Linked DNA regions of Mus musculus: region 2 is linked to region 1. A link is a loop called in an ENCODE intact Hi-C map of the cell type or tissue named here. Cell type or tissue: heart. All regions are shown on one strand. Links, peaks and the distances in the headings refer to the core of each region. The heading gives the core; the rest is flanking DNA.

The links. Peaks named below come from ENCODE experiments on the same cell type or tissue, not always from the same donor. Only the 100,000 strongest peaks of a DNase experiment are listed, where the experiment ranks them.
Region 2: a loop joins it to region 1, with 5 times the contacts of the local background. A loop is called at or near these places in 5 of 42 quality-filtered maps.

Annotation. Positions count from the first base shown.
Region 1 is chr12:80,882,148-80,889,100 of GRCm38, forward strand. No RefSeq gene overlaps it. Among named protein-coding and RNA genes, the nearest start is that of Gm23298, 26 kb to the right of the region's middle. In heart, for the core only: no CTCF peak of the experiment used is centred there; DNase peaks (open chromatin) are centred at 1,934 and 3,414; H3K4me3 peaks cover 856 bases.
Region 2 is chr12:80,829,891-80,836,843 of GRCm38, forward strand. The region is part of intron 2 of Susd6 (sushi domain containing 6); the gene reads left to right. Among named protein-coding and RNA genes, the nearest start is that of Susd6, 43 kb to the left of the region's middle. In heart, for the core only: a CTCF peak has its summit at 3,888; DNase peaks (open chromatin) are centred at 3,831 and 5,481.

The DNA of each region.
Region 1 (6,953 bases), core at 839-5,838:
ACACATCTCAGGGGTACACAGATCACTGCCAGCAGTACAGAGGAAAGCTAGACAGAACTGTAGGAAGACCAGGAGTGTGTTGTATGCCTTTAATGTCACCCTTCAGAAGCAGAAGCAAGATTGGGGGTTCAAGGCCAGCCATGACTACAGTGAGACCCTGCCATTAAAAGGGGGGAGAGGTATGTAGGTCAATGGAACAGCACTTCCCTGGCATCATCAAAGGCCTCAGAAGTTTGAACCCTAGCACCACAAGGAAAGATGTATTTAAGGAAGAAGGCAGTGAGGACTGAATTAAAAACAATTGGGAGTGGTGGTGCACACAGATCTCTGACCTACATAGCAAATTCCAGGCCAGCCGGGGATGCATAGTGAAATACTAATGACAAGCGGGGCAGTTGTGGCGCACACCTTTAATCCTAACACTTGGGAGGCCAAGGCAGAGGCAGGTGGATTTCTGGGTTTGAGGCCACCCTGGTCTACAGAGTGAGTTCCAGGACAGCCAGGGCTACACAGAGAAACCCTGTCTCGGAAAGAAAAAAAAAATACTAATGATGGTAGATAAGTAGATAGACTGATTGATTAAGTGATAATGGAGAACAGATCACAAGACAAAGAAGACAGGAACTTAGGTGTGGTGGAGATGTGTTTGAAAGAGTCAAACTCAAAATACAGCAACAGAGTTTCTATGGAGTGCATTCTGGGCTCAGTCTGCACTTCCCTAGTCCCTAGCAACTTACTGGACTGAGGCAGGGGTAGGAGTAGTGGCATGATGGTGAACGTGAGCTTTATAAATAAAGAAATGGGCTTAAGAGTGTAAATGCTGGGGTAGTGGGATCATAGGTTCAAGGCTAGGTTGGGCTGTATAGCAAGAGACTGTCTAAAACAACAAAACCCCAAATCAGGGTGATTGGTCTAGGAAGCACAGAATCTTAGGTTCTGTCCCCAGTACTACAATAATGGTTAATAGCAATCAAAAAGTGCGTTATTATAAAGTCACACTGCTATGAAATGGTAGAAACTAGAATTCAAATCTGTCTTCCAGCCTTCATTCTTAATATATGCCCCAGGGAGCTCTGCCTATAACCCCAAGTTACCTCAGGATGCAAGAACAGAAAACCATTCAAACTAGCTCTACCAAGAGAGCTTGAAGGTTGTTTCCCCAGCCCCCTGGAACTTAGTGTCCAAGGGAAGACAAAGCACAGATGGTACAGTGGCCATTTGCTTCTCAGTTCTGCAGTTGAAGATACAGAGCTGTCCTGCTAATGTGTCTTCTGGCCACCTGGTAGCAGAGCAGGAATGGAGCTGAGTGCTAGAGTATGTTTCTGTCCCACACCCTCAGTAAGTCTGCATTTCTGCTTGGTTTTTTTTTTTTTTTTTTTTTTTGGTTTTTTGGTTTTTCGAGACAGGGTTTCTCTGTGAAGCCCTGGCTGTCCTGGAACTCACTCTGTTTGAGGCTAGCCTGCCTCTGCCTCCCCAGTGCTGGGATTAAAGGCATGTGCCACCGCGCCAGGCTAACTTTTTTTTAATTGAGAAAAAAACTTGGATACAATGTATTTTTATCATGTCCACCCTACTCCTCCCAGATCCTAGTTTCTCTACCCACCCAACTTTAAGTTCTCTCTTGCTCGCTCTCTTTCCCTCCTTCTCCCTCCCCCTCCCCCTCCCTCCCCTTTCCTCCCTCTTTCTCCCTCGATCCATTTCCCATGTGTCCTGGGCCAGCCAGCCTCTTCCTCTCTCCTCTACCCCCTTCCCCAGATCCTCTTCCCTTCCTGCCAAAAAAAATCGTCCTTCCACTAGGCCTGTCATATGACTGATTCCTCTGAGGGAATCACCTTGCCCTGCTCTCTGAGGTGCTCCCTCCTCCCGCATGACACCACTGCCGTTTATCAAACACAACACTTAAGATCTTTCTGCCTCCTCTAATGCATAGATCCCTGAGTGGGAGAGGGCGGTGCTGGGGGGAGCAGTGATGCCGTCATCCCACTTAGGATTGAGTGCTCCAAAGGTTTTCACTTTATCAAAGTGGCTTTGGGAAGGGCTTGGCTTTGCCCCAGCAGTCAATATGGTTCCTGGTCCTAGGAGAGCCAAGTGAGCTGGGAGCCATCCTGCAGCCCCTGTTCTCTTTGTTCCCAAAAACCTTGGACATAGAATAAGCAGCCAAAGGGGAATATGAACAGCCCACCCCACTGTGGAGTTGGTGGCCTGCCTTCTCAACTAGCCCAGAGAAGAAAAACATAATCGCCAGGTCCCACCCATGCAGTGAAGAAGTGAATCCCACCAGGGACTGCTGTGTTTTATAAAAAGAAAAGGAAAAAAAAAAAAAAAACAGGAATATGTTGGGTGGAGGTAAGGTATGGTGTGGGAGAAGGGGGTGCCTCTGTGGACCCATGCTGAGGCATCCCTTCCCCCTGAGGGACCAGCCACATGATGGTATAGTATAGAATAGTTTATTCAGGGCATGGGGAGGGAAGGAGAGAGAGAGAGAGAGAGAGAGAGAGAGAGAGAGAGAGAGAGAAGCAGCCCCTTTTATAGTGAGTCAGGCGTACCTGGCTGTTGCCAGGTAATTGTGGGGCAGAGCCTAGACAAAATGCCAACAGGGACATTGGCCTGTGAGAAAGCCACTTTTACAAGGCACAGGCCATTTACCCATTTCATAAGTGAAAAAAAAAAAAAAAAGAAAAGAAAAGAAAAGAAAAGAAAAGAAAAGAAAAGAAAAAAGTAACTCAGGCGGATCCAAGTGCAGCCCAAGGCCACCTTAAGTAGCCAGTCTCCCACTGAGCTAGGATTTGAATCCAGGCTCCTGGATTGAGCCCCATGGGGACTACTAGTCACCTCTACATCCCACTGCTTTGGTCATTACTTTCTGGGAATACCTCCCCCAGCACCTGGCCCTAGTCTAAGTATTATCCTGGCCAAAATTTCCTCCCAAGAGTTCCCGAGGCCATCCCATGTAAAGCTGAGCCCCCGGTCTCCCTCCCACCCCCCCCCCCATCCCTGGTGTGGCTTTGCCCGAGCAGTTGGCACAATGAGCCACCCTGCAACTCCTGTCTGCCCCTGGCCCAGAGGAATTGTGTCTTGCAGCTTTTCTTCAGGAAATAGTGCTGGGGCATTTCCAGGGTTTTCCCTTTCATTGTTAAATGAGATACTATTTGACTGTGAGCTTGTTTTGGGATGGTACACATTCCTGAGCTGGGCTTGGTTCTCCTGCAAGTTGTTTGCGAACATTATAAAACCACAAGAAAGTCCCATCCCATGCCCTGGAGGGGAACAGCTGCCTGGTTTTCTGGACTTCCCCTGACACCCCTGTGTCCTGGGAAAAGGAAATTTCGCAACTTGGATGTGGCCCCAGCAGTCTGCGGGGGCAGCTTAGACTTTATAAGTCTGAGATAGCGGTTGGGTCTAGGCTTCTCAACTTAGTCCTGCAAGGCAGAAGGTCTGGCAAGTGTGGACATCTCCCCAGAGGAACTTCCCTTGGGGAATAACAGTGTGACCTCCAGTGAAGACAGCTTGTTTGTAGATGAAGCCTGCCAGCTGAGCTCAACATCTGGAGAGTCGGGGGAAGGGGAGGGGGCATGTGAAACAAGTTCTTTGGTTCAGCACAAACACATCAGGCATATGCTGCCTCATTTCGGGGTGGGGATGGGGGTGGGGCACTGGTTTCCTGAAGCCCTTGAGTGGCTGTTCTCAGAGACTAGGTGGGACTTTACGCCACCGCCACTCTAGCGGATGGCCGCTTCCTACCTCTGCTCCAGTCATTTCAGAGCTCATTCCGTTTTGAATGTGTTCAGTAAACTATTATCTGGCATCACACAAAGTCTGATACTAGCTTCTCAGAAGGCAGTGGTGAGTGAGACTCAGTTTACCCCTCAAAGCATGTGTACAGTGGGGAAGAGGGCTTTACAAAGAAGACCACGGTAAGGATGGAAAGCTGTAAAGACCAATTGGCAGAGTGGCTGCGGAGTGAAGAGGTGGGTCGGTGCTGTGGGGGAGGAGCATAGTGTCCCCCATGAAAGAAGATGCCTCTTGCTTTGTGTCTTAGAGAATAAATTATGGTTTAATACTTTTCACGGAGAAGTGAGCAAGGGGCTATTGAGCAAAATGGGAAGAGGAGGGTCTTTCAGGTTATAGACATCCACAGGAATAAGAAGTGAGTAAATAAGTAGCAAATTCTAAAGTGAGGAACATAAAAAAATTATTGTTCCTCCTCCTTTTCTCTCTCTCTTTCTCTCTCTTTCTCTCTCTTTCTCTCTCTTTCTCTCTCTCTCTCTCTCTCTCTCTCTCTCTCTCTCTCTCTCTCTCTCTCTTCCTCCTCCTCCTCCTCTTCCCCCTCTTCCCCCTCCTCCCCCTCCTCCCTCCTCTTTGGAGATTTAAAAAAATAAGGTCTGATATGAGGCAAATCAAACCTATGATAATCTTTAAATCAGCTCAGATTAAGAGTACCTTTCTCAGCCGGGCGTGGTGGCGCACTCCTTTAATCCCAGCACTTGAGAGGCAGAGGCAGGCGGATTTCTGAGTTCGAGGCCAGCCTGGTCTACAAAGTGAGTTCCAGGACAGCCAGGGCTATAAAGAGAAACCCTGTCTCGAAAAACAAACAAACAAACAAAAAGAGTACCTTTCTCTTCAAGGATAGACTTCAATATTCCCTCCTGGCTGTCCTAGAACTCTGTAGACCAGACTGACCTTGAACTCTTTTTTTTTTTTTTTTTTTTTTTTTTTTTTTGGTTTTTGGAGACAGGGTTTCTCTGTGTGACCCTGGCTGTTCTGGAACTCACTTTATAAACTAGGCTGACCTCGAACTCAGAAATCTGCCTGCCTCTGCCTCCCAAGTGCTGGGATTAAAGGTGTGCACCCACTACTGCCGGATTTGGCCTTGAACTCTTAAGTCCTCCTACCTCTGCCTCCCAAGTGCTAGTAAAGACATGCACCACTTCTGCCTGGAGACTTCATTGATTTTCAACCAAAGACACAGCAACAGGATACCCACAGACAAGTGCAGAGCCTTCCCTCCTGAAGTCTGTGGCTTACTAACAGCTGAGCAGAACTTCCTAGGGACCAACTGGCTTCTCTCTCTGCAGATGGAGGCATTTGAGGTGTCCAGTACAGGCCCTGCTTTCTCTTTGGCTGGGACAACACAGGGTGCATGCACTGCCTGAGAGTGACTTCCTGTCAGCAACAACCAGGCAGCTAGCTACTCAAAGTTAAAAATTAAACTGTTTACCGTTTTTCTTAGTGATTTCCAGAAATGAGGGGGCGGGAATCAAGCCCTGTGGCCCCAGGTCTGTAATCCTATCTACTCAGAAAGCGGAGGCAGGAGGATTGGAAACTCAAGGCCTGCCTGAGCTCCCAACTCGGTTTTAACCCAACACGGCTAACTTACCAAAACCCTGTAGAAACATAGCTCAGCGGCAGAGTGATTGATGCCTTCCATGCACGAGGCCCCAGGTTCAAACACCAGTGCTGAGCCAAAAGGGGTGATAGTGAACCTGGAGGGACAACACTGAACCCCACTGGGGACAGTACTTCCACCCAGTCACAACGTTCTTCTTGTCCATTTCTATTTTTCATTGGAGGCATCCAGAAACGGTCAAGCTATTTAATAATAGTGGCCATGAAAGCATCAGGAGTTATATCTCTGGCCTGCTAGGTTGATGGAAGACACAAGGAAAACAAGAGTAAAATTGGAAATATTCCTTGTGGAAAGTAATTTGACGACAGCCATTAAAATTACAACATAGATCCTTATCCTCGCTCCTTCTCTCAACAATTCATTCCTAAAGATGTGCGGCCAGGAACAGAGAGATGGCTCAGGGGTTAACAGTACTTGGTATTCCATTAGGACCCAAGTGCTGATCCCAATACCTACATCAGCTGGCTCGGCTCACAAACCCCCTGTGCTTGCAGATGCACAGGATCTTCTGGTCTTTACACACACTCGTCCTCACCGCCCCCCCCCTTTTTTTTCCTCCACAGACACAATTTAAAAAAAAAAATCTTGGGTTGGAGAGAGCACTAGCAGTTAAAAGTATTTGTTGCTCTTGCAGAAGACCCGGATTCAGCTCCCATCACTCATGGTGACTCACAGCCCACCATAACTCCAGTTCCGCAGAATCTAATGCCTTTGTCTGATCTCCACTGGGCATCACGCATGCAGGTGGTGCACATGCGTGCATAGAAAGCTCCTGAATGGTGCTGGCTTTGATGGTTCATGGCTTTAACCCCAGCATTCTGGAGCCAGAGGCAGATCGACCTCTATGAGTTCCAAGCCAGTCTGGTCTAAATGTGAGTTCCAGGCAAGACCCTGTCTAAAAAAAAAAAAAAAAAAAAATAATTGAGGGTCATTCTCTGGTGCATAGCAAATCAAGGTCAGCCTTGGCTACCAAGTCTCAAACAAAAGGAAGCATCATGCGCTGAGGAGAATCACCTAGCTGGGTATTTAGGAAGATCCCTTTAGGAAAAAACAAACAAAAAACAAAAACAAAACAAAAACGGCGCTGGAGATGGCTCAGTGGTTAAGAGCGCTGACTGCTCTTCCAAAAGTCCTGAGTTCAAATCCCAGCAACCACATGGTGGCTCACAACCATCTATACATCTATAGTGTACTCATATACATAAAATAAATAAATAAATCTTTTTAAAAACAAAAAACAAAACAAAACAACAAGAAGAAAAGAAGAAAATGGCAGGAGCCTTACAGTGCCAGACTGCAATGGGGTAGACAAGGTGAATTCATGGCTCTCTTTCCTTTTTTTTTTTTTTTTTTGGTTTTTCTGTATAGCCCTGGGTGTCCTGGAACTCACTTTGTAGACCAGGCTGGCCTCGAACTCAGAAATCCGCCTGCCTCTGCCTCCCAAGTGCTGGGAATAAAGGCATGCGCCACCACCACCATGTCTTTCTTTTCTCTTCTCTTCTCTTCTCTTCTCTTCTCTTCTCTTCTCTTCTCTTCTCTTCTTTTC
Region 2 (6,953 bases), core at 1,226-6,225, 52 kb before region 1:
TATGACCTGAATGCTAACTGTATTTTTAACATGCTAAAAAAAAAAGCAGAAAAGTAATATTTTGTTACATGTAAGAATAATATGAAATTCAAATTTCAATTCCTATAAGTTGGATTTGAGTGGAACGTGGTGTGCTCATTCTTGAATATATATTGTCTCTGGTTACTTTTGTTCTGTAATGGCAAAAAGTTAAATAAGTATGGTAAAAACCAGTGGCTAAAGTGTTTGGCTCTTTGTCTATAATCCCAGCATTTAGGAAATTGAGGCAGGAGGATTATGAGTTTAAGGCCAGCCTGGGCTGCAGAATGAGACCCTGGATCAGACAGACAAAAGATTTGGTTCTTCATAGAAGTTTTGTATTCCTCTGTTCTCATTCCCCACAGTTAGCCTAGAACAAATGCTGCTTAGTAGGTATGTGCTTGAATGAGACAACTGTCAGCACTAGATTAGGGGTGAACTCCTCAGCCAGATTTCAGAAGTTATCCATTTGCCCGAGGTCTTAATAGCTAATGGTAGGTCCAGGAACAGAACCTGGACTAGTGCCTAGGAACCACTGCAAACTGCATCTCCCCGGATTTTTCCTGGGAAGCTGCCCTAGCATGTTAAGCTGCATTGTTGCTAGCAGAGAATTGGAAGTCTTTAGCCCCTTTAGTTTCATTAAGCCATCTCATCCTCTCCACCTTCCTTTTTATTGTTCTATGCTTTCTTCCTTCCATTTTCCACCTACCAGACACCTCCCCAACTTTCTACCCAAAGTTTCATACTGGCTAGATAAAGGGATTATTATTCTTTACTGTGGAAAAACTATCTGTTTATAATGTGGGCCCAGACTAGAATGGAAAAGTTGAAGCTGTTTTCTTTCCCTTCCCCACTGCAAAGAATCTTTCCTACCACCCTAACATTCAAGTCATTTTTATTCCTCACAACATATGTACTATCTGGGAGCAGAGTGCATACAGGGAGAAGGGGCTTCACCATCACTAAAGTCCAGTGTGCCAACATTGCTGCCAATGTTTTCCCTCTGTGAAGTGGCTTCTAGGAGAAGACGATACCCACCCCTTTGGCCTGAAAACTCAGAGCACACCTGCATGGCTGTGATTGCCATGAGCACTGTGCCAAGTATGCTCACCAGGAAACCAAAACTCTCAGATAAACAGTCAAGCTAAAGAAAGGCAGTTCCTTTCAGGAAGAGCCCCTGCTTCCCCCTTGTGAATTTGAGTGTGAGTGTGAGAGAGAGAGAGAGAGAGAGAGTGTGTGTGTGTGTGTGTGTGTGTGTGTGTGTGTATGTATTAGGGGCGTGCATGAATGTGAATGTGAGTTCCTGTACCTAAACATATGCATGCGGAGGCCAGAGTAAGACATCTGGTGTCTTCTATTATCTTAACTGCCTTGAGACAGGGCCTCTCACTGAACTAGAAGCGTTGTTTTGGCTACCTGGCCAGCTAGTGAGCTCTCAGGAGCTCCTTATCTCCACCCCACAATATAGATACATGTTTTATAGGCTTTAATGTGGATGCTAGGGATTCTAACTTCAGTCCTCAGGTCCTCAAACTTGAATAGCAAGTGATCTTAACCTACTAAGCCATCTCTTCCAGACCCTAAATCTCAATTTCTTACGTGTTTTTGTAGCTGCACCTGAATACCCATTTCAGAGATATCTTAAAATGAGTGTTTGTAAAATATATAGCCTTGCCACCATTGGACTCTAGTAGACAATAGACATGCTCACATGTCAGGCACATTTATGGTTATGAGAATCCCATTGGACCATAGACAATGCGTTCCCTAGAGGCATTATGTGATCATAGCCTCTGATTATAAAATTACACAGAGCCTTGACTATAATCTCAGGTTAAACAAAGAAGAATCATGTGTAAAGGGTCACTTGAGAGTTCTAGGGTTAAATGACATTGTTTGGGGTTTGATTTCCATAGTCATCTTGCCTGCCTGCCTGCCCTTTCTTCCATCTTCTCTTCCTCATCCTTCAGGATTGTTTGTTTGTTTTGGTTGTTTTTTGAAGGAATATCAACTATGTAGCCAGGCTGACCTTGTACTAGTGATCTTTCTGTCTCAACCTCTCAAGTGCTAGGATTACAGATGTGTGTTTTCACACCTAGATGTTGTCTCTCCCATCTATAGCTCAAGATTTGGAATTATACTAACAAAAGTATTAGAGAAGCATTAACCAAAGGCCAGATTTTCCTTTGGTCTTTTCTATAAACAGAGATTTATTTATTGGAGGCTCCATTTTAGGTGTGACAGAGGAAGCATATCTTGTTGTGCAGAAGCACAATTCGTGATCTTCATGGGAAGATCAGGATTAAAAACAAACTGTGTGTGTGTGCTACTCACACTACCTTTCTTGGACTAGAGGAACTAGGACCCCACTGTGGGAAGTCTCTTCCAGCTCTGTCTGCTTGATCCGAAGAAACTTGAGTTATGACCTCACTTGACCTCTTTCATGCTGCTATTAAAGAGGAACAACAATCTTTAAGAATGTCAGGTTGGTGTGTTGTATAGACTAATAAAAATGATTGGACAGCACATGACATATAAGGTGTGATGTAACTTCTAAATAACAACAGAGTTGTTATGTGACCTACTGTTGAGTCACACTGCACAGTGGACTTTGTGAAGACAACACCTTTGCTCTCATGAAAACATGAACTGAATACCCTGAGTCACTGTTTGTCCAGGTTAAGAGATTTGGAGCAGGTGTTAAATCTGACTGATGAAGGATTGCTTACTTGAGGAATCCCTGATGTTTTCCACAAAGCTCATTTTTGCATATTTTGATGATCTCAATTGAGGTGGCCTGCTGACTTAGATCAAATGCTTTGCGTTCTCAGTTCAGAAGATACTGACAACTCAGTGTTCTTTGTTTCTGATACCCTCTCCCCATGTTGCCATGATGCATAATACCATGTTAAGCATCACAGTTCACACAATGCAATTTTGAGATAGTGGGAAAAGCAGCCATCTGTATCTCTATACAGCAGAGTGAGAAAGTAAAGTACTTAGTTTTTAAAAGATAAAAATTGTTGGGGCTGGTGAGATGGCTCAGTGGGTAAGAGCACCTGACTGCTCTTCCAAAGGTCCGGAGTTCAAATCCCAGCAACCACATGGTGGCTCACAACCATCTGTAACAAGATCTGACACCCTCTTCTGGAGTGTCTGAAGACAGCTACAGTGTACTTATATATAATAAATTAATAAATAAATAAATTAATAAATTAAAAACAATTGTTGAGAACCAGATTCTTTATGATAGGATGTAGCTTTGGCCCTAAGCACTACTGTAGCAGAGAGATTTTGTCAGACTTCTTTGGCTCGCCTCACCATCTCAGGAGGACCTGAGTTAGATAATGTATACCAAGCTGGGGGTGGTAGGACAGCAGATAGATAGGAAATGTACATAAAGGACACCATTTCTGTGCCTAATGGAGAGAGGAACTTAGGTGGATGTTGGGTAGCTTACCTGGGCACATAATTGCAAGTGCTGGAACTGGCTGATATTTATGTTCATCTGACTCTGTTCATGACTTTGCTGGCATTGGCCTACCTGTACTGAATGGGAGGTGTCCTTGGACCCATTTCTTAAGTTTCCTGATTGAAGGGTGAAGGCCAGCTCTCAGAGACTTGTTCTGATAATGAATAAAGACCCTATCTGTGTTCTTTCCTGTATCAAAAGGATACAGGAGTCATCTCTAGGTTACCATGTTTTCTTCTGAAGTTGTGTTCTTACCCACAGTGGCTCTTGGTTGTTTGGTTCCAGTTTAGGCACAGGGCTTGCCAAGGCAGTTCTATTCTTAGAAAGGAACAATGGGGGCCATAGCAATGTGTTTCTAAATGAGGATGTAGTTCCCAAAACATCCGCAAAGCATCTTCCTGTCAGCTGCAAACCCTACTGACAGAAGTGATGTAATCTCTCCGTGGGGTAATTACCTGTGACTATAAAAAGACTTGAGGATTGTGGTAGGAGCTGGATAGGTCAATTGCTGGGTTTGTTGAACCCTGGTATCATGAAAAGACATTGAGAAATTATTCTCTGCAGACTAATTGTGCCATGTTTAGAACAGGTACATGTCTTTCTAATAAATAAGACCTGAGCCCACCAAACTGATTACCTGCCTGAATCTTAGTTTAAAATCCTCATTAAACAGAAACTTATATCTGTTCAGCAGTGGGTATCCCTTTACTGTGGTCTAACTTGTTAACTTGGAAGGTGTTTTGTTTTGTTTTGTTTTAAATCTGTCCATCTTTTCATCAAAAGAAGATGACAACATACTAAAAACAAAGAGAAAAAAAGAAAGAAAATGAGTTGGTATTCAGAGTCTCTAATGATTGTGGGTAGGTTTATAGATGAACTCTTTGTATTACCTCCTACCCACTGGAAGATTCCATTCTTCTTTGTCACTTGGAGTATAAACCTTTGAAGGGTGTGAGCAGCTTCCCACTCTAGGTGGCTTATGCTGCTGTGGCTGGGTGCCAGGACTGTGGTAAGGTAGGCATGACTTTGGCCTGCCCGGTGTTTACCTTTGGAGGCCAGAGAGACAGCAGTGTTTAAAAGACAGCCTTTCCATGGTTCCATGTGAATAAGACTTCATTGATAGCTTAGCTCTTCCAACTCACTTGAGCAAATTAAATACAAGGATATCTGAATTCATGAGAGGATAAGGTTAATATTAAATTCTTACAATTTATTTGTATAGAAGTGTGAATGGGTCAGATAGATTCAGTTCATGTGTACCTTCAGTAGTGACTGTCATAGAGCCACTGAGGTCAGTAGTGTAGCTTTGTATTTATTATATGTAGCTGCCGTTTGGTTCACCTCCCACCTTGTGTTTGTGTGTGTAGCATGCATGTATGTGGGGTCATATGTACATGGAAGCCTGAAGTTGACCTTTGGAGTCTTCCTTGATCACTGTCCACTTTATTCATTGAGCCAAGGATCTCTTCTCACTTGAACCATAGCTTACCAGTCTGACCGGTCTAGCTAGCCAGCTTGTTCTAGGGATCTTCTATTTACCCCCCCTTTTTCCTTTTTTCAAACTAAATTTATTTCTTCACTCTACATCCCAATATCAGATCCCCTCACCTTCCAGTACCCCCTCATGCAGATTCTTCCCTCATTCCACCTTCCCCTTTGCAAAGAGGAAGTTCCTTTAGTGTGTTAGCGCCCCCCCCCCCCCCATTACCCAAGCCTCACAAGTTAAGTTGCTGTGGGACTAACTGCATCCTCCCCCACTGAGGCTAAGTTTCTGTCTGCAAGCATAACTGTATCATTAATAGCATTAGGAATTGGTTCTTGCCCATGGGATGGGTCTCAATTTGGGGCAGTCATTGGTTGGCCTTTTCCTCCATCTCTGCTCTATCTTTGTCCCTGTACTTAGACAAGACACATTTTGGGTCAAAGGTTTATGGGTAGGTTACTGTCCTTATTCCTCAACTGGGAGTCCTGCCTGGCTAGAGGAAGTGGCCACTTCCGGATCCACATCCCCCATTGCTAGGATCACCCAATATATCCCCTGGGGCCTCTACCGGGTCTCTTGTATGTCCTAGAAATTGCCTCCTCCCCTCTCCCCCGCCCCCCGTCCCCCCCCCCCTGGCCCCCGGCCCCCGGCCCCCGGCCAATTTGCATTCTCTCTTCCCTGCTCTCCCTACTTCTGATTTTCCCACCCCCAATTCCCTCCTTCTATCAGCATCTGATATCTATTTTGTTTCCCTTCCTGAGAAAGATTCAACCATCTTCTCTTGGGCCCTCCTTGTTATTTGTCTTCTTTGAGTCCGTTGATTATTGTGTGGTTATCCATACTTTATGGCTAATATCCACTTATAAGTGAGTATATACCATGCATGCTCTTTTGGTTCTGGTTTACCTCATTCAGGATAATATTTTCTAGCTCTATCCATTTGCCTGTGAAATTCACGATGTCCTTGTTTTTAATGACTGAATAGTATTCAATTGTGTACAATGAACCACATTTTCTTTGTCCATTCTTCAACTGAGGGATATCTGAGTTGTTTCCAGTTTCTGGATATTATGAATAAGGCTGCTATGAACAAGTTGAGCATAGTTGATCAAGTGTCCTTGTGGGATATTAGAACATCTTTTGGGTATATGGCCAGGAGTGGTATAGCTGGGTCTTAAGATAGATGTATTCCCAATTTTTTGAGAAACCACCAAATTGATTTTCAGAGTGGTTATACAAGTTTGCACTCCCATCAGCAGTAGAGTATTCTCCTTTCTCCAAAACCACGCCAGCTTGTGCTGTCCCTTGAGTTTTGATCTTAGGCATTCTCAGAGTCATTTTTACTTACATTTCCCTGGTGACTAAGGATGTTGAACATTTCTTTGGGTGCTTCTTGGCCATTCAAGATTGCTGTGTTAAGAATTCTCTGTAGCTCTGTATCCCATTTTTTAATTGGGTTATTTGGTTTGTTGGTGTCTAGCTTCTTGAGTTCTTTATGTATTTTGAATATTAGCCCCCTGTCAGAGATAAGGTTGGTGAAGATCTTTTCCCAATCTGTAGGCTATTGTTTTGTCCTATTAGTAGTGTCCTTTACCTTACAGTAGCTTTTCAGTTTCATGAGGTCCCATTTATTAATTGTTGACCTTAGTGCCTAAGCTATTGGTGTTCTGTTCAGGCAGTTGTCTTCTGTACTGACAAGTTCAAGGCTATTCCCGACTCTCTATTCTATTATATTTAGTATGTCTGGTTTTAATTTGAGGTCTTTGGTCCATTTGGACTTAAGTTTTGTGCAGGGTGATAAATGCAGATTTATTTGTATTCTTCTACATGCTGACATCCAGTTAGACCAGCACCATTTGTTGAGATGCTCTCCCTTTTCCGTTGTATGGTTTTGGCTTCCTTGTCAAAAATCAAGTGTTCATAGGTATGTGAATTTATTTCTGTGTCTTCAACTTGATTTCTATTGATCAGTCTGTTTCT